2 separate regions of the Homo sapiens genome follow, and region 1 is linked to region 2. A link is a loop called in an ENCODE intact Hi-C map of the cell type or tissue named here. Cell type or tissue: B cell. All regions are shown on one strand. Each heading gives the region's core, and the rest is flanking DNA. Links, peaks and the distances in the headings are about the cores only. Region 1 overlaps CPLANE1 (ciliogenesis and planar polarity effector complex subunit 1). Region 2 holds the start of CPLANE1 (ciliogenesis and planar polarity effector complex subunit 1).

The links. Hi-C counts contacts between places; a loop is a spot of excess contacts. Peaks named below come from ENCODE experiments on the same cell type or tissue, not always from the same donor. Only the 100,000 strongest peaks of a DNase experiment are listed, where the experiment ranks them.
Region 1: a loop joins it to region 2, with 2.1 times the contacts of the local background. A loop is called at or near these places in 3 of 110 quality-filtered maps.

What each region holds. Positions count from the first base shown.
Region 1 is chr5:37,179,271-37,190,943 of GRCh38, forward strand. It overlaps CPLANE1 (ciliogenesis and planar polarity effector complex subunit 1), which reads right to left. Exons shown (of 53, transcript NM_001384732.1): 22 at 8,463-8,572; 23 at 8,144-8,302; 24 at 7,016-7,124; 25 at 5,518-5,809; 26 at 3,490-4,429; 27 at 1,587-1,735; 28 at 747-913; 29 at 91-173. Among named protein-coding and RNA genes, the nearest start is that of CPLANE1-AS1, 64 kb to the right of the region's middle. RefSeq lists a silencer at 5,523-5,723. In B cell, for the core only: no CTCF peak of the experiment used is centred there; a DNase peak (open chromatin) is centred at 5,641; H3K27ac peaks cover 560 bases.
Region 2 is chr5:37,243,508-37,255,180 of GRCh38, forward strand. It overlaps CPLANE1 (ciliogenesis and planar polarity effector complex subunit 1), which reads right to left and starts at 5,869. Exons shown (of 53, transcript NM_001384732.1): 1 at 5,738-5,869; 2 at 4,111-4,238; 3 at 2,203-2,338; 4 at 1,972-2,091; 5 at 868-1,100. The coding sequence starts at 4,191. It overlaps CPLANE1-AS1 (CPLANE1 antisense RNA 1), which reads left to right and starts at 5,539. Exons shown (of 2, transcript NR_134263.1): 1 at 5,539-5,714; 2 at 6,890-7,139. It also overlaps the pseudogene RN7SL37P. RefSeq lists silencers at 5,370-5,509, 5,710-6,189, 10,986-11,186. In B cell, for the core only: no CTCF peak of the experiment used is centred there; a DNase peak (open chromatin) is centred at 5,774; H3K4me3 peaks cover 1,799 bases; H3K27ac peaks cover 1,454 bases.

The DNA of each region.
Region 1 (11,673 bases), core at 2,494-10,493, 63 kb before region 2:
ATATTTAATAACAATGAATAAAAACATGTATAATTTAAACACTATACAAAATGAAAGAAGAATAATTATATCCACTATTTATTGACTTACTTCTTCTAACTGCTGTGGTAAAGTCATCATGCAAATGGCAAGACTGGGACTTCTGAAACCTCCAACAGATTCTTCAATGTCTTCTAGCGATAAGTGAAGATGAAGAGAAAACTGATCATTTAAAAAATAAGCTATTGACTTTTTAGGGGGCTCAGGGAATATTACCAGAAACAATATAATGACAGAAATATTTTCTATCCTTTTTATAAAGACAGTCTTTGAAAACACCTGGAGTCTATTCCATCTTCATCAGGTAAATCCCAGATGAGCCTTGAGAGGCCTTATTATTCAGTATGTTTAACTCCACGTAGTGCTCTGAGAGTTTCTGTCTTAAGGAAGACTGCTGGGGAGAGGTTTATAGAGTTGCTTCACAGAAATTAACAGACCATAATTATTATATAAGCAGCACAAGACGCCCAATAATGGTAAAAGAGCACCAACATAAAAATACCTTAGATCTTCTTGGTTTTATTAAAACCAAAATTAGAGTTAATATGCTCAATATTTCATAAATATTTAATTCTCTTAATTTTTTATTTTAGGCTACTGTAAACATACTAACTTAGGTATAAGACTAAATAAGTTACCTCAGATAATATTATTTACCAATTTCAAATTAATAAAGCCAAAAAAATAGATTATCTAAATGAACTGACCTTCATAGTCTGATATGTGCATATCCATTTCCTCTTCTGTAAATGCTTCTACTTCTAAAAGATTCTCATCAATATCTATAAATTCTTTTTTAGTATTATGAGTGATGGAAATAATATCATCATTGATTTCTTTTATATCAGGATTTTTTGCTTCAGTTGGCATTCTACTGAAAAAAATGCAGCAACTAAAATTACAACTATTCTTGGAGATAAAGAGCTAATTCAGTTTTGGGTTTTTTTTTTGTTTTTTTTTTTAAGATGGAGTCTCGCCCAGGCTGGAGTGCAATGGCGCAATCTCGGCTTAATTCAGTTTTTTAAAAGCAAAGAACAAACTTTGGTTTCATATTTATAAAATCTTTCTTTAAAAAATTCTGATACACAGAAGCTCAGGTAAAGATTGTTCAGTAAATAACTAAACATCATAGTTTTTATTTACTCGAATGATTGGAATAATTTCAACTAAAATTATCATTCTCACAAAGGACTCTTCATGCTATAATGGGTTTTGCCTTGGTATTCAAAGCTATGTTACTCCTAGCATTGCTTCATATATAAAAATGGATGAAAGGATTAGTTCAACTTCTGATATGGGAAATAAATTGATAAAGGAATCCCTCAGGATGAATTAATTGCTCTCTCAGAAGATATAAGCTAGACCAAGAGGGAAGAAATACAATTTGCAATGAATTGTTAAAGCACCTCAGAAAGCTCACTGCCTGCTCCTCTACTTCAAAAAATGCTCATTCCTTTAACTTTCAAGGGTTTGATCTTCCCTTTAAGCCCAAATGCCATCAAACTACATGTCTTATATTGAAAAGAAGAGTATAATCGGCAACTTACTTCAAGATATTTTGACAAGATTTATTCTGACCATTTCTTTCCTCAGTTCCACCTGGAGTTGCTACTGCAACTGAACCGCCAGCATCTGATTTGCTCTCCCTCTCAATATTGGGTCCAATCTGACACCCAGTGTCACGATTCTCTACCATCTAAAGCAAACCATTTAAAGTATTTAGTATTTATTGAACCCTTTATTTTTCACCATATTTTAAAATTATTCATTCTTTCTACAGGAATTCTGAATAATCCTCTTATTCATTTATCAAATATTTACTGCATTTCTACAACTCAATATTTGTTGCTGAAGCAATGATCAAGTCTTTATTCTAACTGGAAAAAGCAAATCTGACTACCTAAATAGTATTCAAAAGAAATCAGCCTTACAAATTTGTAAGGCATATTGTCATTGTTTTCAGGCCACAAAACAATGGCAAAAAAATTATAATATCCTCATTTCATTCCCTTTGCTATATCATAAAGACATTCAGTAGTTATTTCAAAATGACATAGTAGACAAAAATACATGCAGCTAAAAACACAAGGTACATCCTTTTTGTCTCACTTAAAATTTCCATATACATTACCTAGAAATACACATTTCAAGGATGACTAATATCACAGTATCATATAAACTGTATACCTTATGATAACAGAAACCAATCTCAAGGGAAAAAAAGGACTAGTGTGGTGGCTCCCACCTGTAATCCCAACATTTTGAGAGGCCAAGGTGGGAAGGTCACTTGAGCTCAGGAGTTTGAGACCAGCTTGGGTAACAAAGGGAAACCCTGTCTTTATAAAAAATTTAAAAATTAGTCAGGCATAGTGGCATGAGCCTGTGGTCCCAGCTGCTTGGAAGATTCAAGTGGAAGGATCACTTGAGCCCAGGAGGTCAAGGCTACAGACAGCTGTGATCCTAAGACTGCACTCCAGCCTGGGTGATAAAGCAAGACTCTGGACCAGGCGCAGTGGCTCACACCTGTAATCCCAGCACTTTGGGAGGCCGAGGCGGGCGGATCACAAGGTCAGGAGTTTGAGACCACCCTAGCCAATATGATGAAACCCCATCTCTACTAAAAACTACAAAAATTAGTCAGGCGTGGTGGCGCGTGCCTGTAGTCCCAGCTACTCACAAGGCTGAGGCAGGAGAATCGCTTGAATCCAGGAGGCGGAGGTTGCAGTGAGTTGAGATCACGCCACTGCACTCCAGCCTGGGTGACAGAGTGAGACTCCATCTCAAAAAAAACAAAAAACAAAACAAAACAAAAAGCAAGACTCTGTCTCAAAAAATGAATAAGTAAAAAATAAAACAAATTCACATATTCACATACACACACACACATACACACACACACTCACATCCTTCAGCCTAGAATAAACTACTTCAGAATAAAAGCACTTGCCATTGACTAGGGAAGAAAGAATAGTTAATTAAACACTAACTCCTCTACTGACTCCCCCATCTGCCTTTCTGTGTTTGGTTCTCCAACCTCTTCTGGCCTGAGAGTATAAGAAAAACTATCCCCTAACGGACTTGATGAGACATCAGTAATTAAAACTACAGAGCCACCTAGTCCTCCTTCATCTGAACCAAAACCTGAAACTGAAAGGAGAAATAATATACGTGTAATACCACTTGTAATATCACTTAAAATTATCTCCTTCCTTTTTTTCTTTTTTATAAATACACATAAAACTTCAAAACCTCACAGCCTCTCTGAAAGCACTTTATTGTTAAGAATTAAAGGAACCACTGGAAGAAAAAAATAGGAGATACTGATTATAATCAACATTGTCATTAATTTTCTATTATTTAATGATTCTTTAAAAGATGGGAAATGTAAACATAGTTTTAATCTAAAATGAGAATTCTCATTTGTAAGTAATAAACAATTGATATGCTTACCTTAATAATGGCATTTTTTGCCTTATATGTAGCAAAATAGGGTTGTTCCAAAAGCCATAATGATGTAAGAATGGCAGCTGTAGAGGTCTTTACACGAATTACTGGACTGTACTCAGAGGATGACTCAGTTATACCAGAATCACAGAGTAGCCTTCTATTAGACCACCTTATCATCCATTCCAGCAGTCTTCCTATACTGCCAAAAGTGTTTAGTGCTAAAGGAAGATCTTCTTGAGGGTTAATATCATTGCACTGAATAGCTTTGAAAATACATCTTCTAGTTTTAATGGACTTGGGAGTCCAAAAAATGTGGTTTGATGATCTCTGGATTAGACATTTCTCTCTAGTGTCATCTTGTATTTTGTAAATTGACCTTTGTTTTAAACCAAATAATCCACTCATTCCTTCATTCTTATTGACTTCATTCGAAGGATATTGTAAAAAAGGTTTGATCCCTTGATTAACCAGTACTGATGATGAAAGTTTCTGGTTTTCTAAATGCATGCCATATTCATCATTTAAAGAGGATGATTTTTCTGATTCATAGGACTCAGGAGCAACAACAAAGCAAGAACCAGCTCTAAACACATTCTGGCTTTTAGTTTTGCTCTGATGTCGTTTTAATGTTGTATGTACATCAAAAAGTAAAGAATTAAGTTCATGTTCTCTAAGCTTTCCAGAAAAACTAGTTAGAAATGGAATGTCAGCATCCCTGGAATAAGGTAGGTCTCTTTCAAGAATGTAACTCAAAAACAGATCAAGGAATTTAATATATTCATCATCATCACGTTCAAATTCCCAAACACCTATTACAGGAAGTGTATTTTGTGATAACTTTTCATGATCTTCTTTCTTTGTAGGATTTTCTTTCTGATTACACATTTTCCTTTTATCAGTTGGCTTATGAATTGATGTTAATTCCATGTGATTTGGGGCATTTCTATAGCAAAAAAATAAAATAAGACAAAATTAGAGATCATTTAATCACTAAAACTGATCTTAGAATTGACATGGAAAATTCTCTCCAATGATTAAGTCATGTATATTTTGTGTGCCTCAATTACCTACATTTCAAATGAGGGAGTGGGACTAAATGATTTCTAAGTGTTTTCAAGAGTGGAACATTTCTACTATGAGATCAAAAAAAAATTACTATCAAAAGGGAAAATTTGTATTAGAAGAGATTAAAATGTGTCCACAGAAATTTCACTATAAAAGAACATGAATAATTTTTCTGTGGGTAAAAGAAATAGTCCTCTAATGGGTCAGATTTTAGGAATACAAAGTCAACAAAAACTCCAAGCCACTGATATACAACAAAATTTAGGATTTCTTGTTTCTCTCTTGCATCTGCCCGCTCAGCTCCCCTAATACCATGTGTAATAAGCAAGACTGACCTTTTTTGTTTTACCACACAAAAACTGGGAACTTTTTCTAAACACTTTTAGCTGTTATGAAACCTGTTGGGCGGACACCTTAACTGCCCAACAACAATTCCTTTTAAATGTTTCTTCTCAACATGATTCCTAGGGCAGAACACAGATCCTTAGTTCCCTCAGTAAGAGAACAGGTGTTGGCCACCTGGGCTGAAAGCATCCCATCCCTTCTGATTGAGGCAATTTCCTTCCCTGAAATATTTCCCTTAAAAATATTAAGGAAATTTAAGGAAAAATTTCCTTAAAAATAATATGGCTAACTCAGTAACCTCAAACTATTTAAGTCTAAAGATTACTAAAAAAAACTGAAAGTCCTCCAGTGAAGTGTAGAATTTCATCTACTCCTTTGATTTTATAATTTCAGATGGCAAAATTATTTCATATATCAATAATACTTAAAGTAAATTTTCGAATGTATAGTCTCATTTTATACTCCTAATATTCTTATGAGTGGAGGGGGTGGCACTTATCATTCATATTATTAATAGCACAATCAGTGAGGGTTGCTGGGACCAGAAATCAGCTCATCAGATGCCTGAAAGCTACTTTTCAAAGGAAGTGAATGCCAGTGATTAAAAGATCTCAATTGTACCTTTGATAGATATTTATCCTACTTTTTTCTTCAACCGACAAAGCTTCAGAGAACGTATCTGCATCACTGTGAACCACAGAATCTCCTAGTTCTGTGAGTGTACTTCTGCTCAAACTAGTCCCCAGGGAATATCTGTCAACACCTGGAGCCTCATCTGGTTTCTCTTCTTCAATTGGTTCCCATATATTCACTTCAAAAGAGCCTATATTTCTCTGCACACGTTTTAGAGCTTTCACCCTCACTTTCTGGATAGAATGCATGACAACAGACATCATTTCCTCAGTCTGGGGTCCTGGAAAGAAAAGAATAAAAAGTCTTAGTGTTCATTAAAATATTTCAATTCAAGACATAGGAGACCCAACTCTGGTCCCTCCTGGGGACAAGAAACCTAACTGATGACTAAGGCTTATTTCCACATTCTTACTGGTCGTGTTTTCTTCAGTATTTACTGGAAAGATATTTTAAAGTAGAACTGCAGAAGCTAAAGAAGGTCCATTAAAGAACACAGTAAAAGAGACAGAACCTAGACCTCATGAAGAAAAAGTATGCCCTGGAAAAAAAAAACTTTAAGTGATTTAACTGTTTTAAAACTCAGAAGGATAATTATATTTAATAAAAAGAATAATGAATGTTTTTTCTATTATCACATAGAGAATAAGATAAAATGAGGATAATTCTAGCCAAAAAAATCAAGGACATTTTTCTTACTAAAAGTAATAAGAAACAATAGCAAGGGAAGGTTTTCAAGGCTGCCTATAGAAACATTTTAAAACATTATTTAATACATAAACAGAATATTTTAGAGGATGTCAAAAAAAAGTATTAAGAAAAATACAAATCACAAATACAATATATTAATAGAATAATACAAAATCACTGGACATACCTGGACTTAAATACTGAATTATAGTTTTAAAAAGCAGGGTAATTTTAATTCTTTAAAAATTCTGCAACATTGTAAATGTACTTAATGTCAATGAATTGCATATTTTAAATGGCTAAAATGGTAAATTTTATATTATATGCATTTTACCACAGTAAGAAATGTGTGTATTCTAATTTTGAAGAACAAAATTAGAAGCATAAATAACCATAAAGGGAAATTACTTGTTTTCAACAAATACTTGCAATATACAAAGTACCATATGCTCATTTTATATTATCTTACTTAATCCTCTCTGAATACACATCATAAAGCAGGTAATACTATGCCCACTTTACAAATAAAGATATGAGGCTCAGAGAGACTGAGCAACTTGCCTAAGATCGCACAGTTACTGACTGACAGAGCCATGAGCCGAAGTCAGCTTCATCTGGTTCCAAAGCAAGAGATTAGTCTTTCTGCAATGGAGAAATGTTTCTACCTTCTCATACTCCTATCTCAAGGAAGAGGCAAAAATGCATAGACACATAAGCAACAGTAAATAAATATTTTCAAAACAAAAAGGGAATCTTCTGCAATTTATCTGTTAGCTATCTGAGAAACAACAAATAATACCTTTCACAACACAGTGTCTGAGTCTCTGGTGAAGAGAGTGATATTTGTCTCTTAAAGGAACCCTCACGTCCTCAGGATAGGGAAATGCTTTCACGAAAATTTCTGCTACCTTCAGAAAAAAAATTGTTTAAGTTTTATGAGAAACATCATTCTTTTTTTTTCTTCCATTCCACAAATATTTTATTTTAACTCAAAATATAAATGCACATTTCTTACTAATCTTTTGAAGTCAGGTCAAAGCCTCTCTCTGAGCATCTGTCTGCTAATAGGAGTTTAGTATCAACTTACTTTTTTATTTTAAAATATGTAATTGACAAAAACTGTGTATATTCAAGGTGTACAATGTGATGATTTAATATACGTATACATTCTGTGCTGATTTCCATAGTCGAATTAATTAGCACATCCATCAATACACACATTTACCATTGTAATATCCTCCCTTATCAAATTTCAGGTAAACAATACACTACGATTAACTGTAGTCACTATAGCCCGGCGCGGTGGCTCACGCCTGTAATCCCAGCACTTTGGGAGGCCGAGGCGGGCAGATCACGAGGTCAGGAGATCAAGACCATCCTGGCTAACGTGGTAAAACCCCGTGTCTACTAAAAAAATACAAAAAATTAGCCGGGCGTGTTGGCGGGAGCCTGTGGTCCCAGCTGCTCGGAAGGCTGAGGCAGGAGAATGGCGTGAACCCGGGAGGCGGAGCTTGCAGTGAGCCGAGATCGCGCCACTGCACTCTAGCCTGGGTGACAGAGCGAGACTCCGTCTCAAAAAAAAAAAAAAAAAAAAAAAAAAACTATAGTCACTATATTGTACATTGGATCCCTAGAACTTATTCATCTTGTAACTGAAAGGTTGTACCCTTTGACCAAGATCTCCCCATTTCCACCACATCCCCAGCCTCTGACAACCACCATTCCACTCTCTGCTTCCGTGAGTTTAACATTTTTATATTCCACACACAAGTGAGGTCCTACAGTATTTACCTTTTTGAACCCACAAGATATTATGCTAAGTGAAATAATCCAAAGAAAGGCAACATCATCCTTAATTAAAATTAAATAAAAATCTTTTAAAGTCTCTGATTCTGATGTAGTTTACTTTCACCTACAAGCACATTACCTTTCTGATTGGTGGCAGTTCTCCAATAAGGCTCAAAATTATATCCTGAATAAGTTCTTCCATATTAAAAAACCGAGAGAAAGGCAGCATTCTATAAGCCCATTCCACTGCACTAAGACAGTGCTCAATCATACAAGAATCAAACTCCACTTCAAGGTCCTAAAAGGATATTGAAAAACATTCATTTCCTTTTTAGTTTAGATGGTAGACCAGAATGAGTTCAAAAGAAAGTTTTGCTACAAACAATAAAATCTTCTTTTAAACAATAATTTCCCACTTAACGTGTGTTCATTTTTCTTATTTTTGCCCTGGTAAATACCTTTTCTCCTTTTACATTTTCTCTTGCTTTCTGATATTGCCTGCAACTATAGGATAACTTATCACGGACATGCAGCATCCAACACAGAGCACAAAGTTCTCTGAAGCAACCTAAAGCAGGAACACAAATATGAAAGAAAATCACATGAGTATGTACATTAATATTATAACAACTCCAACTCTGCTGATCATTTTTTTCAAAATAAAGGTCTTTATTTCATTCATTATAAAATGAACACATGCTCATTGTAAATTTATATAAAAGTCCTTATATAAAAGTCATGGAGATTGACTTATAAGTCACTAACAGATATTCATTTATGTTTAAACATTTTTAATACTAAAAACTATTTCTAATAGTAAATAATTTTTTATTAAAAGCAATACAAGTACACAAAGATATATAAAATCATACTATGTATGCTGCTTTGCAACTAGCTTTTTTTTCACCTACTATATCTTAGATATCTTTTCACATGGTAATATACTAAGTCTTCTTGTTGCCAATATGGTGTTCCATTGTATGGAGCATCAGGATTTAACTATACACAATGCACAGGCTCACAATCCAGCTATCAAAACAAGTTTTCACTCTTCTGCTAATCTTAAATTTCTATTATAGTTAACATGTGACCAATTAAGTGAAAACCATCTCATGTTCTATGGTTAATAGGACCTTTTCAACGGGGTGGTGTAGGCTCTGTAGACAGAGCAAGACCTTGTCTCCTAGCTACTTGGACACCTGAGGTGGGAGGATCGTTTGAGCCCAGGAGTTTGAGACCAGCCTCCATGTTGGCATGGATGTGGTGAAAAGGAAACACTTTTACACTGCTGGTGAAAACGTAAACTAGTACAACCACTATGGAAAACAGTGTGAAGATTCCTTAAAAAACTCAAAGTAGATCTACCATTTGATCCAAAAATCCCACTACTGGGTATCTACCCAGAGGAAAAGAAATCATTATATGAAAAAGACACTTGCACACGCTTCTTTCTAGCAGCACAATAGCAAGACCATCTCTGGAAAAAGAAAAATATAGGAACTTTTCCTTTGGAGGAAGAAAGATAATATTCTAAAATTTAGCATTCATTCATTTATGCCTTAATTGTTTATTTTTATTTATTTTATTATGATTATTTTTTTGAGACGGAGTCTTGCTCTATCTTGCCCAGGCTGGAGTGCAGTGGTGCGATCTTGGCCTCCACCTCCCAGGTTCAAGTGATTCTCCTGTCTCAGCCTCCCAAGTACCTGGGACTACAAGCGTGTGCCACCATACCTGGCTAATTTTGTATTTTTAGTAGAGACAGGGTTTCACCATGTTGGCCAGGCTGGTCTCAAACTTCTGACTTCAGGTAATCCACCTGCCTTGGATTACAGGCATAAGCTACCACACCCAGCCTATGCCTTAATTTTTTAAATAAGCCTTATTTTTACAATAAACTGACTTTTATATTAGTAGTCAGTATTTTCATTTTCTTTAGGGAGCTATTTAATATGCTTTTTAAAATAAATATTACAAAGTCAAAAAGAACAGTTTGACATTATGGAAAGTGGGCAGAAAGCAGGTCTTCTACACATTCTATTCATCCCAATAGTGAGAGAGGATGGTGGGTACATGGCCCCAGGGGGACTATCAGGGTCTCCAGTGAGCATTTTCACACTACAGCCCACCCCACACATCAGATTCTCATAGATTCTGCCGGGGGAGCACGGCCCAATCTTTTGAGAAAGGCATCATTACTGACAGATGTGTTTCATTATTTCATATTTCACAGGCAAGCTGGGATAGAACTAAGGCCAAGAACTAGCAAGACACAGTGCAGCAACATACTAAACAGTGACTCATCTAAAAACATCCTTTATCTGTGTTTTTCAGACTGTGGATTACAACCTTTTATTAGTTACTAGGCTATAAAATCAATTCAGTGAGTCTCAATCATCTTTTTAAAATAGAATACAACAGAATATATCAAGCGTGCATTGCAGCCGGGCACAGTGGCTCATGCCTGTAATCCCAGTACTTTGGGAGGACGAGGTGGGTGTATCACCTGAGGTCAGGAGTTCGAGACCAGCCTGGTCAACCTGGTGAAACCTCATCTCTACTAAAAATACAAGAATTAGCTGGGCGTGGTGGTGTGCACCTGTAATCCCAGCTACTTGGGAGGCTGAGGCAGAAGAATCACTTGAACCGGGGAGGTGGAGATTGCAGTGAGCTGAGATCACGCCACTGCACTCCAGCCTGGGTGACAGACTTGAGATTTTGTCTCAAAAAAAAAAAGAAAAGAAAAGAAGAGTGCATTGCACACAGTAAGAGTAAAGGTAGTTCATTAAATTTTCATTCTAACTTCATATGGGTGTGTGCATGTATTACCTTGCTATAAAATCTGCACTTATTTTAAATCATGGTCAAAAATGTTTGAATACCAAAAAGATGTAACCAACTGAAACCAGAATAGAACGGGTTCTACTAGACAAACGATCGAGTTTCCACAATAAATAAAGGGCATGAAACAGAATGGGGGCAAGGAAACTTTTATAGATTAAGATGGACTTATAGGCCAGGCATGGTAGCTCCTGCCTGTAATCCCAGCACTTTGGGAGGTCAAGGTAGGACTGCTTGAGCCCAGGAGTTCGAGACCAGCTTGGGCAAAAAAGTGAGGCCCTGTCTTTATGAAAAAATGAAAAAAAAAAACAAAAAAACCAGGCCTGGTGGTGCACACCTGTAGTCCCAGCTACTCAGGAGGCTGAGGTAGAAGGATCACTTGAACCTGGGAGGTCAAGGCTGCAGTGAGCTACGATCACACTATAAAAAGAGAAAGATTTATATATCAACCAAAATGCAATGTGTGGTGGACCTTGATTGGATAGATTTTTTTAAAAAAACTATAGAAAAGACATATTTGAAATTATCAAGTAAATTTAAACATGGGATAGATAACATAGTCAGATGCCACATAATGGCACTCAGGTCAATGACAGACTGCATATACTATGGTGCACCCATAAGATTATAATGGAGCTGAAAAATTTCTGTCACCTAGAGACATCATGACATCATAGTCCACACATTACTCAGGTGTTTATGGTGACAACTGTGTAAACACACCTACTGCACTGCCAGTCATATAAAATCTAGCCCATACAATTATATACAGTACATAATACTTGATAATAATAAACAACTGTTACTGGTTTATTTATTTACTATACT
Region 2 (11,673 bases), core at 1,601-9,600:
TGGTCCACACATACGAAGAATACCAAGCAGATATTTTAAATACGTTTTGGTTTTTTAAGTTCATGAATCTGTTATTTCCCAGTTAAATCGCATATTTAGTATCATCAATTCTAGCTTGTTAAATTACCAAACAAGCTCTCTCTCTATATATAATATATAAAAAATATATATACATATATAATATATAACATATAAAAATATAATATATAATATACATGTATTATATATAATATATAATATGCATATAATATATATAATATATACATGTTATATACATATATAATATACCATATAATATATAATATATACGATATATATTATATACGTGTATATATATTATATATTATACTTTTTTTTTTTGAGACAGAGTTTCACTCTCGTTGCCCAGGCTGGAGTGTAATGGCACGATCTCGGCTCACTGCAACCTCCGCCTCCCAGGTTCAATCGATTCTCCTGCCTCAGCCTCCTGAGTAGCTGGGATTACAGGCATGTGCCACCACGCCCAGATAATTTTGTAGTTTTAGCAGAGACGGGGTTTCTCCATGTTGGTCAGGCTGGTCTTGAACTCTCGACCTCAGGTGATCCACCCGCCTCAGCCTCCCAAAGTGCTGGGAATACAGGCGTGAGCCACCGCGCCCGGCATAACAAGCTATATTTTTAAATCAAGGATAGAGAAAAGGAGTTCTAAGTTAAAACTAATTTTAATAAACACTTTTTAAAAATGTGACCCAAGAAATATAAAAATATCTTTTCCATACAAGAATTTCACAATTACTATGAAAATTTATGGTGACTAAAGATATATAGTTATACCATTACACACTCTGCTAATCTGCTTCACAGATAAGAGTCTGAGACTGATTTTACCTCATTTTTTATAAAAACAGCATTCACTACAGCTTCTTTATCTTCGGTGGAAGGCAAGAGAACTGCTTCTTCAGGTATGACCTGGGACCACCGACCCGCCAATGAAAGGCTTTTAGAAGATAAGATATTCTTTAATTCCAAATATTCCCAAAGAAATATGCATCCAGAAGGTGTTATGAGCACAATTCTTTTCCCATTTCCAGATACATACAAGTACAGTCTCAAAGAGCTTGCTAAAAAAGTAACAAAAAAAGTAATTAAGCCTCTGAAGTCTGAATTCCCCCCAATAAAGTACATAATTTATGTATTCTTACAATAAAAAAAAAACAAATAATGTTACCATTCAGGATGTCAAAACTAAGGCACTAGCAAAAAATACAATCCAGGCACGGCAGCTCATGCCTGTAATCCCAGCACTTTGGGAGGCTTAAGGAGACGGATCGCTTTAGCCCAAAAGGTCAAAGCTGCAGTGAGCTATGATCATGCCACTATACTTCAGCCTGAGTGACAGAACAAGATCCTGTCTCTAAAAAAGAAAAAAAAAGGCTGGGTGGATCACGAGGTCAGGAGATCAAGACCATCCTGGCTAACACGGTGAAACCCCGTCTCTACTAAAAATACAAAAAAATTAGCCGGGCATGGTGGCTGGCGCCTGTAGTCCCAGCTACTCGGGAGGCTGAGGCAGGAGAATGGCGTGGACCCCGGAGGCGAGTGAGCTGAGATCCCACCACTGCACTCCAGCCTGGGCGACAGAGCGAGACTCCGTCTCAAAAAAAAGAAAAAAAAAAGTACAAAAATAGCAACATTTATCAAGTATATATTATGTGATATTAGAAACCTATTATTATCACAGAAATGTTAGGCATGCCAGAATTTTCTTCTTCAAGTTGAGTCTCAGTATCACAGATAAACATAACCAAAACTATATATATATATATATATATATATATATATATATATATATATATATATATATACACACACTCAGATATACATATGCACATACACAGAAATACATTTTCAAGACAGTAACAGAAAAATGTTTCATCCTCTTTTCCTATTTTTCCTAGTTAAACCAACTTAAACAAATAAAAAAATTCCCACCGACTGTAGCTTTGATCATTTCCTTAGGCTTTTCAGTTATTGGTATAGTTTTCAAACAATCTTGATCTTTGTTCCAAAGGAAAAGCTCTCCTGTAGTTAGTACCCCAGCCAGCCAGGCATCTGTTTCCAAAAATGAAATGCAATACTTACAATCTAGTATTTCCTTTAACATCACCCTAAGTTATTAAAAAATATAGTTTTAGCCATTTGAAAATATCAGTACTACTTAACCATTACTGGATGTTGTTAGGACAATAACATCCTTCAAGAAAGGCTGCAGACTAGGAATTTTCTTCTTTATCTTTCCTGATAGCAAATTAATTTCATTTATGAATTTATCATCCAAAAGAAAAACGGCTTCTTTTTCCTAAGAGAAGAAACATGTGAAGGACTCAAGAGGTGCCAGAAATTAATTCAACTTACTGCCTAAATAAATTATCCCAGAAATCAAAGCGACATTTAAGAAAGATTATCCATTTGTACCACAAATCATAAAATGAACATTAAGCTTAATACTCTATAGTAGCCTGAACATTTTGAATTGTTTTAAAATACCTCGTTAGAATTAATAGGTAAGGCTACCTAGTAGTTGTATTTCAATTTCTTTGAAGTTTAAAATTATAGGAGTGTCCTCTAATTCTGCTAGCCAAAACTGGCTTATCTACTTTTTAATCTTTTTTTTTTTTTTTTTTTAAGAGCTGAGGTCTCACTTTGTTGCCCAGCCTTAAGTGGAGTAGATATTTACAGGCACTATCCCACTACTAATAAGCATGAGAGTTTTGACCTGGCCCATTTCTGACCTGGACCAGTTCACCATTCTTAGGCAACCTGGTGGTTACCCCAGCCCCTTGATCTCGGGAGGTCATCATATTGATACCGAATTTAGTGCAGACACGTAATCGGTATAGCACACTGCAGCCCAGAACTCCTGGGCTCAAGCGATCCTCTTGCCTTAGCCTCCTGAGTAGCTGGGACCACAGGTGCATACCACTGAACCTGACTCTCATCAATTTTAACAGTAGTATGAGCAAGTTTTTAAATTATTTACTTAGATTAAAATAGATATAGCTTCTGAAATTCATAAATCCCTGACTCTGCTCATTTTTTATTACCTAGAAAAAGTAGGCTGTTTTGAGTTAACTTTGTTTTCATATATTCTAAGGCAGTGATTTTCAAGGTATAACTGAGCCAGCAGCATCAGCAACACCTCAGAAGTGAGGAGTTCAAGACCAGCCTGACCAACATGGTGAAACCCCTAGCCTCTACTAAAAATATAAAAATTAGCTGGGCATGGTGGCATGCGTCTGTAATCCCAGCTATTCAGGAGGCTGAGGCAAGACAATCGCTTGAACCTGGGAGGCTGAGGTTGCAGTGAGCCGAGAGGATGCCATTGCGTCCAGCCTGGGCAACAGAGCGAGACTCCATCTCAAAAAATAAAAATAAAAAAATACAAAATATCCAACCCTACAGCAGACCTAATTAACTGAAAACTTTGGGAACAGGGCCCAGCAATCTGTGTTTTAACCACCTCTCCAGATAGTTCTGATAGTTTGAGAACTCCTGTTACAGGGGAGTTAGTGGTATAATTTCTCACAGGAAATTTAACACTTTATTTCAATAATCATCACAAATAAAGTAGGGTTGCCTACTTTCCCTAAGTGGGGAATCTATGCCATATATTATGAATGGCATTCCTGGATTACTAACGTATTGTGGCCCATTTCTTCCATCCTAGTTTCCAAGAACACTTCATAGCACAATCATGAAAACCACAATAGGAGGAAACACTCCATTAACTGTTCCAGTAAAGGAAAGCTCAGGACATTAAATATTCCCTTTTGATATATGCCATCTCAACTTAACTTAAACTTGACTTAAACATAATATGAAAAAAATAGTTTAAGTAAAAATCTTCTAAATAAACCACTTAACATTCTGGAAAAGCTAACTTGCTCATTATAATAAAAACGAAACACACACAAAACCCTGTTCAGTGTGCAGGTAGGTGATCCTCCTGTAGATCCTCCTCCAGTAGATGATGTTTTATTTATTTAAGATCATAGAACACTCCTATATTACAGGCAAAACACACATATAACATATATAAAACTGGTATTGCATGAATAAAGAAAAACCTACCTTTCCCAACCAGGAGACACGTGGCCATGGTTTTTTCTGCTTAATACCTGTTGATGTCAAGATTTCTAATCTTATCTCCATGTTTGTTAAGCTATCAATGACCAATTAAGTAAAACAGTCCCAAGATTCTGTAAACAATAATAGTAATAAAATATAAATGATGCATAATATTCACTGGGCATTTTTTTTTTTTTTTTGAGACAAGAGTTTCGTTCTGTTGCCCCAGCTGGAGTGCAGTGATATGATCTCAGCTCACTGCAACCTCCGCCTCCCGGATTCAAGTGATTCTCCTGCGTTAGCCTCCCGAGTAGCTGGGACTACAAGCGTGTGCCACCACGCCTGGCTAATTTTAAGTAGAGATGGGGTTTCACCATGTTGGCCAGGCTGGTCTCAAACTCCTGACTTCAAGTGATCCATCCACTTCGTCCTCCCAAAGTGCTGGGATAACAGGCACGATCCACTGCGCATGGACCACTGAAGATCTTAACTGACAATTTTCATAAAGTTTTGATTTATATTTTATTTCTGAGTTGAAGTTTTGCTCTTGTAGCCCAGGCTGCAGTGCAGTGGCGCGATCTCGGCTCACTGCAACCTCCGCCTCCCGGGTTCAAGCGATTCTCTTGCCTCAGCCTCCCGAGTAGCTGGGATTACAGGCATGCACCACCACACCGGACTAATTTTTTTGTATTTTTAGTAGAAACCGGGTTTCACCATGTTGGCCAGGCTGGTCTCGAACCCCTGACCTTGGGTGATCCGCCCGACTCAGCCTCCCAAAGTGCTGGGATTACAGGCGTGATCCACTGTGCCCGGCCAAATTAGATGGGCTTGTTTTTTTGTTTTTTTAATAAAATAGCTTTAAAAGAAAAACTACTCAGAGACAGCACACAAAGATCTATCAAGATGCTAGCTATCAGTCAGCACGGAGGCTGAGATGGGAAGATCGCTTGAGGACAAGAGAGTTCGAGGCTGCAGTGAGCTGTGATTGTGCCTGTGAGAGCCACTGCACTCCAGCGTGGGCAACGCAGCGAAGACTCCGGCTCAAAAATAAATAAATAAAATTGCAAATAAAATAAATTCTCACAAAAGGGTTAACCAAATGCCAGAGAAACGCCGGCATTAGAAAAGCATCATTTGCAGCTCCTAATGAAATAACAAATCCAGTCAATAGTATCAGCGCTGCTAAAATTATTGAGTGAAAAAATACTGGGAACTTTATGCACTGACATACCCTAAATCCATTAGTCAATCTTAAAATTGCTAAGAGCGAGGAAAATTGACGTTCTATTCCTCCGGATCCTGCTCGAGAAGCTGGGGGACTCGGGTCCGGTGCCGAGGTGTGGCCCGAGCCTGGCACCACCCACGCCGGCCGGGTGACCCCGGCCCCTTGGGGCTCCCGCGCTCCGTCAGCAGGCGACGCTGGGAGGCTGGGGTAGGCCCAGAGCGAGGACGGGCCCGGACTGGGTAGTGGGGATGTACCAGGGCCGGGTGCGGCGGGAGACGGCCCGGGAGGCGGAAGGTCGCGGACCTGCCCGACAGAAGAGTAGATGAGGGGAGACCGAGGACGCCCGGGTCCGGGGAGCTTACGAGGAGGCCAGGATCGCGGGGTAAGGAATCCGCGGGCAGTTACCTCCGCCAGGGGCAGGGTCCGGCCAGTCAGGCGCGAGAAGGCTAGGCGAGGCCGACTGCGCGGGGTGAAGACGCCAGGCCGACAGCTGCGGGCCCTACCGCCAGCCCTGACGCGAGCCTGCGTCCTGGCGACGGCGGAGGGCGGGCAGGGGGCGCGGGCGCTGCCACGGCGCCTGCTCAGAACCGGCCGGGAACGCCGCGGGCGGGTCTCCCCGGTCCTCCGCCCCTCCAGCCCTGCTCTCAGGCCTCCGCCCGGGCCCTCTAAGCTGCCAGCCGCGCCCGCCTCCGGGCTCCTCGCCCCTCCTCCCGCGCGCTCCCCTCCTCAGCGGCCGCCGGACCCCCTCAGTTCACTTCTCCCAGTTAACGCGTTCCTCGGACGCTGCTAGTTTGAGCGCACAGGCATTGGGCGGGGCTCACGGGGGAGCCGCTTAATAACCGACCAACATGAAACTCAAGGGCTGCCCCTTCCTAGCGGGGACCCTGCACAGACCCGAAAATAAGGGGTTTTGCTCTGCCCTCCTCAGTTCACGTGGGCACCTTGGAACACTGAAGAAGGCATTTTCCGAACTCACTGTCCTACGGACTTATTCTCCGCACTGTTTTCGCCTCCTTCGCCCTGTTCTCGTGACTGACAGGAGCAGGGGTCACAAGCAGGCAGCCCGAGAGCTCTGCTCACCTGGAAAAGCATTTTTGTGTAGCTTAAATGTGAAGGCCTCAGGCAGTGGCCTGTTGTCCTCCTCCACATGCGCCCATCTTCACTCTTTCATGTGACTGGCCTGTTTTTGAAGGCAGGACCCTGTCACCCTTGGCTAGGCCAGGTATGTTCTGCACCGAAAATGGCCCTGCCCTCTGCATTGGATGGCTAGCTCTTAGGTTGGTTTATTTTAGCAAATAAGCGTTACAGGGTAGGCGAACTGGCTGCATCAGAACCACAATTACCCCTGTGTCTCTGGGTGGGATAAATGGCGGATGGCATTCTGGCAGCTCAGCCCCACTTATCTCAGAGGTTATAGATCTGAGGTGGTTTAGATCCACCCCCAAATCACGAACATTTTACATAAGCCGTGCTAGAGTTAGCATAAAAGTCTCACAGAAAAATTTGGAAACTGAGAAATCCTAACCTATTCCCACAATCCTGTGTTCCCATTTTTAGGTCTTAAGATATGAAGACAATGGGATAACTGAGGCTGATTTTGCTGTGTGGCCATTAGACCTAGAAATATTGGTGTGATTCTGGAGTTGATTGCTCCACACGTTTATTTATTTATTTTCCTTTTTTTCCCTCCTCTTCCTCCTCCTCTATTCTTTAAAAACGTATGGAAATGTATCCGGCAATGTTTACTGTAAAAAATAATGTATGGAAATGACTACAATTTGCTAAAATAAAAATCATTGAGCACTTATGTGTGTCAGACACTATGCTAGGTATAAAGAGGGGAAGATGGTGTCCCTATTCAAAAGAGAGTCACACACACTTAAGTTACAGTGCAGTCATAAATACCATGATCGCAGTATGCACAGGTCCATTTTCTCTATCTGGGTGATGGGAAGGTTCAAAACTAAGCTAGGTTTTGAATGAGGAATAGTTTCATTTTGAAGCACATCCATTTTGCGATGCCTCTGGAGCTATCTAGTGAACAATTTAGATGCGTGGTTCAGAAGCTCGATGGGAGGCTTGGGAACACAGAATGTGTAAAATAAGCATCAGTCTCCCTTTCACCCTCTCTGCACTTTTTAAGGGTCATCTGTCTTTAGTATATATTGGTAAGAGATTTTATGGAGGATACCAATTCTTTTTTTTTTTTTTTGAGACAGAGTCTCACATTGTCACCCAGGGTGGAGTGCAGTTGCACGATCTCTGCTCACTGCAACCTCCGCCTCCCGGGTTCAAGCGATTCTCCTGCCTCAGCCTCCCAAGTAGCTGGGATTACAGGTGCCCACCACCAGGCCCAGCTAATTTTCGTATTTTTAGTAGAGACGGGGTTTCACTATGTTGGCCAGGCTGGTCTTGAACTCCTGACCTCGTGATTCACCCACCTCGGTCTCCCAAAGTGCCGGGATTACAGGTGTGAGCCACCGTGGCCTGCCAGCATACCAATTCTTATGAGAGAATGTCAGGGGTAGAAGAGATCCAAGGAAATGGTTGACCAGGTAAAAAACTGATAAAGGTCAAATAGAAATAAGCCTGAGAATTGCCCCATCAGATTTGGTTTAGTGTTTAGTAGGTATAGTTATAGTGCCAGATATATAATAACTGAGTTCCTTTTGAAAGCATATAGTAAAATCAAATCTGATTAGCCTAAGTAACAGAGGTGATTTATTGTAATGATTCTGGGGTATCTGACAGATTGTAGATATTCTCTCTAGGGTGCTCCTATCCAATATAAATTTCTGTAATGATGAAAATGTTCTATGTCTGCTGTGTCTTAATATGGTAACCATTAGCCAAAAGTGCTACTGAGCATATGAAATGTAGCTAGTGCAACTGAGACCCTGTAAACTAAGATTCCAGTCAAAGAGAAGGGAAAAAACAGTGAGCTTTGCCCACAGTCTTTAAGACCTGTGCCCAGAAATAGTACATAATATTTCTGCTTACATTCCACTGGAAATAACTTAGTCACATGATCACACCTAACTGCAAGGAAGCCTGGGAAATGTAGATTAGCAGTGTACCCAGAAAGACTGAGAAAATGGTTTTGGTGAACAACTAGCAGTGGTCAGAATACAAAAAGTAATAATACAGATTTCCTGCTTTCAAGAATATCACAGGTTTAGTGGGAGACAGATGAGTATTTTACTAGCAATGAATAAAGAACATGCTATACAAACCCAAAGAAAACAGTAGATATAGCCTGGATATTTGTTCCTACCTAAATCTCATGTTGAATTGTAATTCCCAGTGTTGGATGTGGGGCCTGGTGGGAGGTGATTGGATCATGAGGGTGAATTTCTTGTGAATGGTTTAGCACAATTCCTTGGTGCTGTCCTCATGATGGTGAGTGAGTTCTCATGAGATCCGGTTGTTTAAAAGTGTGTGGCACCTTGGGAGGCTGAGGCATGAGAATCGTTTGAATCTGGGAGGCAGAGGCTGCAATGAGCTGAGATCATGCCACTGCACTCCAGCCTGTGTGACAAAGCAAGACTCTCTTTTAAAAAAAAGTGGCACCTCCCCCCTGCCTGTGTTCCTGCTTTTGCCATGTGACTTACGCGCTCCCACTTTGCCTTCCGTCGTGAGTAAAAGCTTCCTGAGGCCCCCGCCAGAAGCAGATATCAGTGCTATGCTTCCTATACATCCTGTAGAACCATGAGACACGTAAACTTATTTTCCTGTAAATTACCCAGTCTCTGGTATTTCTTTATAACAATGTAAGAACAGCCTAATACAATGGTATTTCTCAAATCTTAATGTACGTATGGATCACCTGGGAATCTTGTTAAAATATACATTCTGGGCCGGGCATGGTGGCTCACACCTGTAATCCCAGCACTTTGGGAGGCTGAGGTGGATGGATCACTTGAGGTCAGGAGTTCGAGACCAGCCTGGATGACATGGTGAAACCCCATCTCTACTCAAAATACAAAAATTAGCTGAGTGTGGTGGCACACACCTGTAATTCCAACTGATCGTCTCATTGATGCAGAGGTTCGGCAGGTTTCCTACAAGTTTGATTGGGCAGGACCCTTGTTCAATTTTTCTTTAATTCTCTTCACTCTGCCCTTTGTCTTCAGGCTGGCTTCCTTTGTGGTAAGTGAGATGATGGCAAATTTACACATCTTACAAAGAAAATATAGTTTTGTTTTTTTTTTCTAAAATTGAACATCCTTTATGAGCCTCTACCCCAGTATATAGAAGGGAAAGTCTTTATGTTGACAAATAATGGTACTTCCTTTTTTTTTTTTTTTTTTTTGGTACCTAAGTCTCTTTCTTATCAATGTTCTATCTTGCAGATTTTCTTTCTCTCATTCTAATCAACCTACAAAGTGGATCAATGGTGATAGTGGGCTGGGCGCAGTGGCTCACACCTGTAATCCCAGCACTTTGGGAGGCCGAGGTGGGCAGATTACTTGAGGTCAGGAGTTTGAGACCAGCCTGGCCAATATGATGAAACCCCCATCTCTACTAAAAATACAAAAATTAGCCAGGCGTGGTGGCACACACCTGTAATCCCATCTACTCAGGAGGCTGAGACAGGAGAATCGCTTGAACCCAGGAGGTGGAGGTTGCAGTGAGCCGAGATAGTGCTACTACACTCCAGCCTGGGAAACAGAGCAAGACTCCGTCTCAAAGAAAAAAAAAATTAGCCGGACATAATGGTGCGCGCCTGTAGTTCCAACTACTTGGAAGGCTGAGGCAGGAGAATCGCTTGAACCTGGGAGGCGCAGGATGCAGTGAGCCAAGATTGCGCCATTACACTCCAGCCTAGGTGACAGAGCAAGACTCCATCTCCAAAAAAAAAAAGATAGTGATAGTGGTAGGAGGGATTATATGCCCTTATGGTATAGGGGAAGAGAGTGCTTGTAATTAACCTTTGGTTATAAATATATAAGTATATATTTACATAATTATAAATATATAATCTATATTCTTATTTGGTGTGTTCAGGTTACTGTAACAAAATACCATTGTGAAAGTTGTCATAGTCTGACCGGGCGTGGTGGCTCACACCTGTAATCCCAGCACTTTGGGAGGCCGAGGCGGGTAGATCACTTGAGGTCAGGAGTTCAGGACCAGCGTGGCCAACATGGTGAAACCCCATCTGTACTAAAAATACAAAAATTAGCCTGGCATGGTGGTAGGCGCCTGTAATCCCAGATACTAAGGAGGGTGAGTCAGGAGAATTGCCTGAACCCAGGGAACGGAGGTTGCAGTGAGCTGGGATCATGCCACTGCACTCCAGCCTGGGTGACAAAGCAAGAGTCCATCTCAAAAAAAAAAAAAGGAAGAAAGTTGTCTTAGTCAAAATAGAGTCACTAATGTTAAGAAAACCCTGACAAACAGAGCTGAGGAGGACCATGAAGAGAGGGTTCTCACATTTACATGCTGGTAACAAGAAAAACTCTGCAACCTCACACAAAGGCCATTGCAATCATTAACAAAAAATGCTTCCGAAAGGACATCTGCCCAGCAACTGCCCGTTCAACTTCAGACTGGTGTCACCCTTGTTGTTGATCTTTGTAGCGAAGTATAATTATTTCAAAACAATTATGTAATTCTCATTTTTTTCCTTCAGAAACCATACACACATAGTTTACTGTGGCATGCGTATTTCCATTGCAGTGCTGTATTTTCAAATAAACATCATTTTCTTTTGGAAAGTCTCTCTCTGTTTGCTGTTTAGATTGACATACGTGGTGTCAGAAGTGAGACCTGAAGAAAAGTTCACTATTGAAAGGAATCAGCTATGCTTGGAACCAGTTTGCAGAGTACTCACTTGAACTCTTTGAGCTCTCCACTTCCACAGCTTGCCTTTTCTGGCTTGGTGAGTCTTCTCTCAGGTTGAGCCTCCCTCCTTCAGGTAGAAGCTTTTTTACTTTATTTGGGATCTGGTGTGGATAAGGCAATCTTAATAAAAGATCTTGTGTACCTTCTGGGACTATAAAAGGTTTTTTTGTGTGTGTCTTTTCTGGTATAAAGATAAGCATCTTTCTGAATTGAGGACTCTTGGTTTCTACAGAATTTACATTCTGTCTGTGAGGCATGTCTTCCCTGGTTTGCATGCCTAGTTTAATATTTCATTTGTTCTGCACAACTGGGTTAAAATGTTGGCAAAAACTCTTATCTTGATCTATTTTTATTTGGTTTGACTCTTTCTTCTTGCTTGTTTCTGAAAATCTTCCAAGAGCCGAAACAAACTTTTTTTTTTTTTTTTTTTTTTTTTTTGAGATGGAGTCTCACTCTTTCGCCCAGGCTAGAGTGCAGTGGCCAATCTCGGCTCA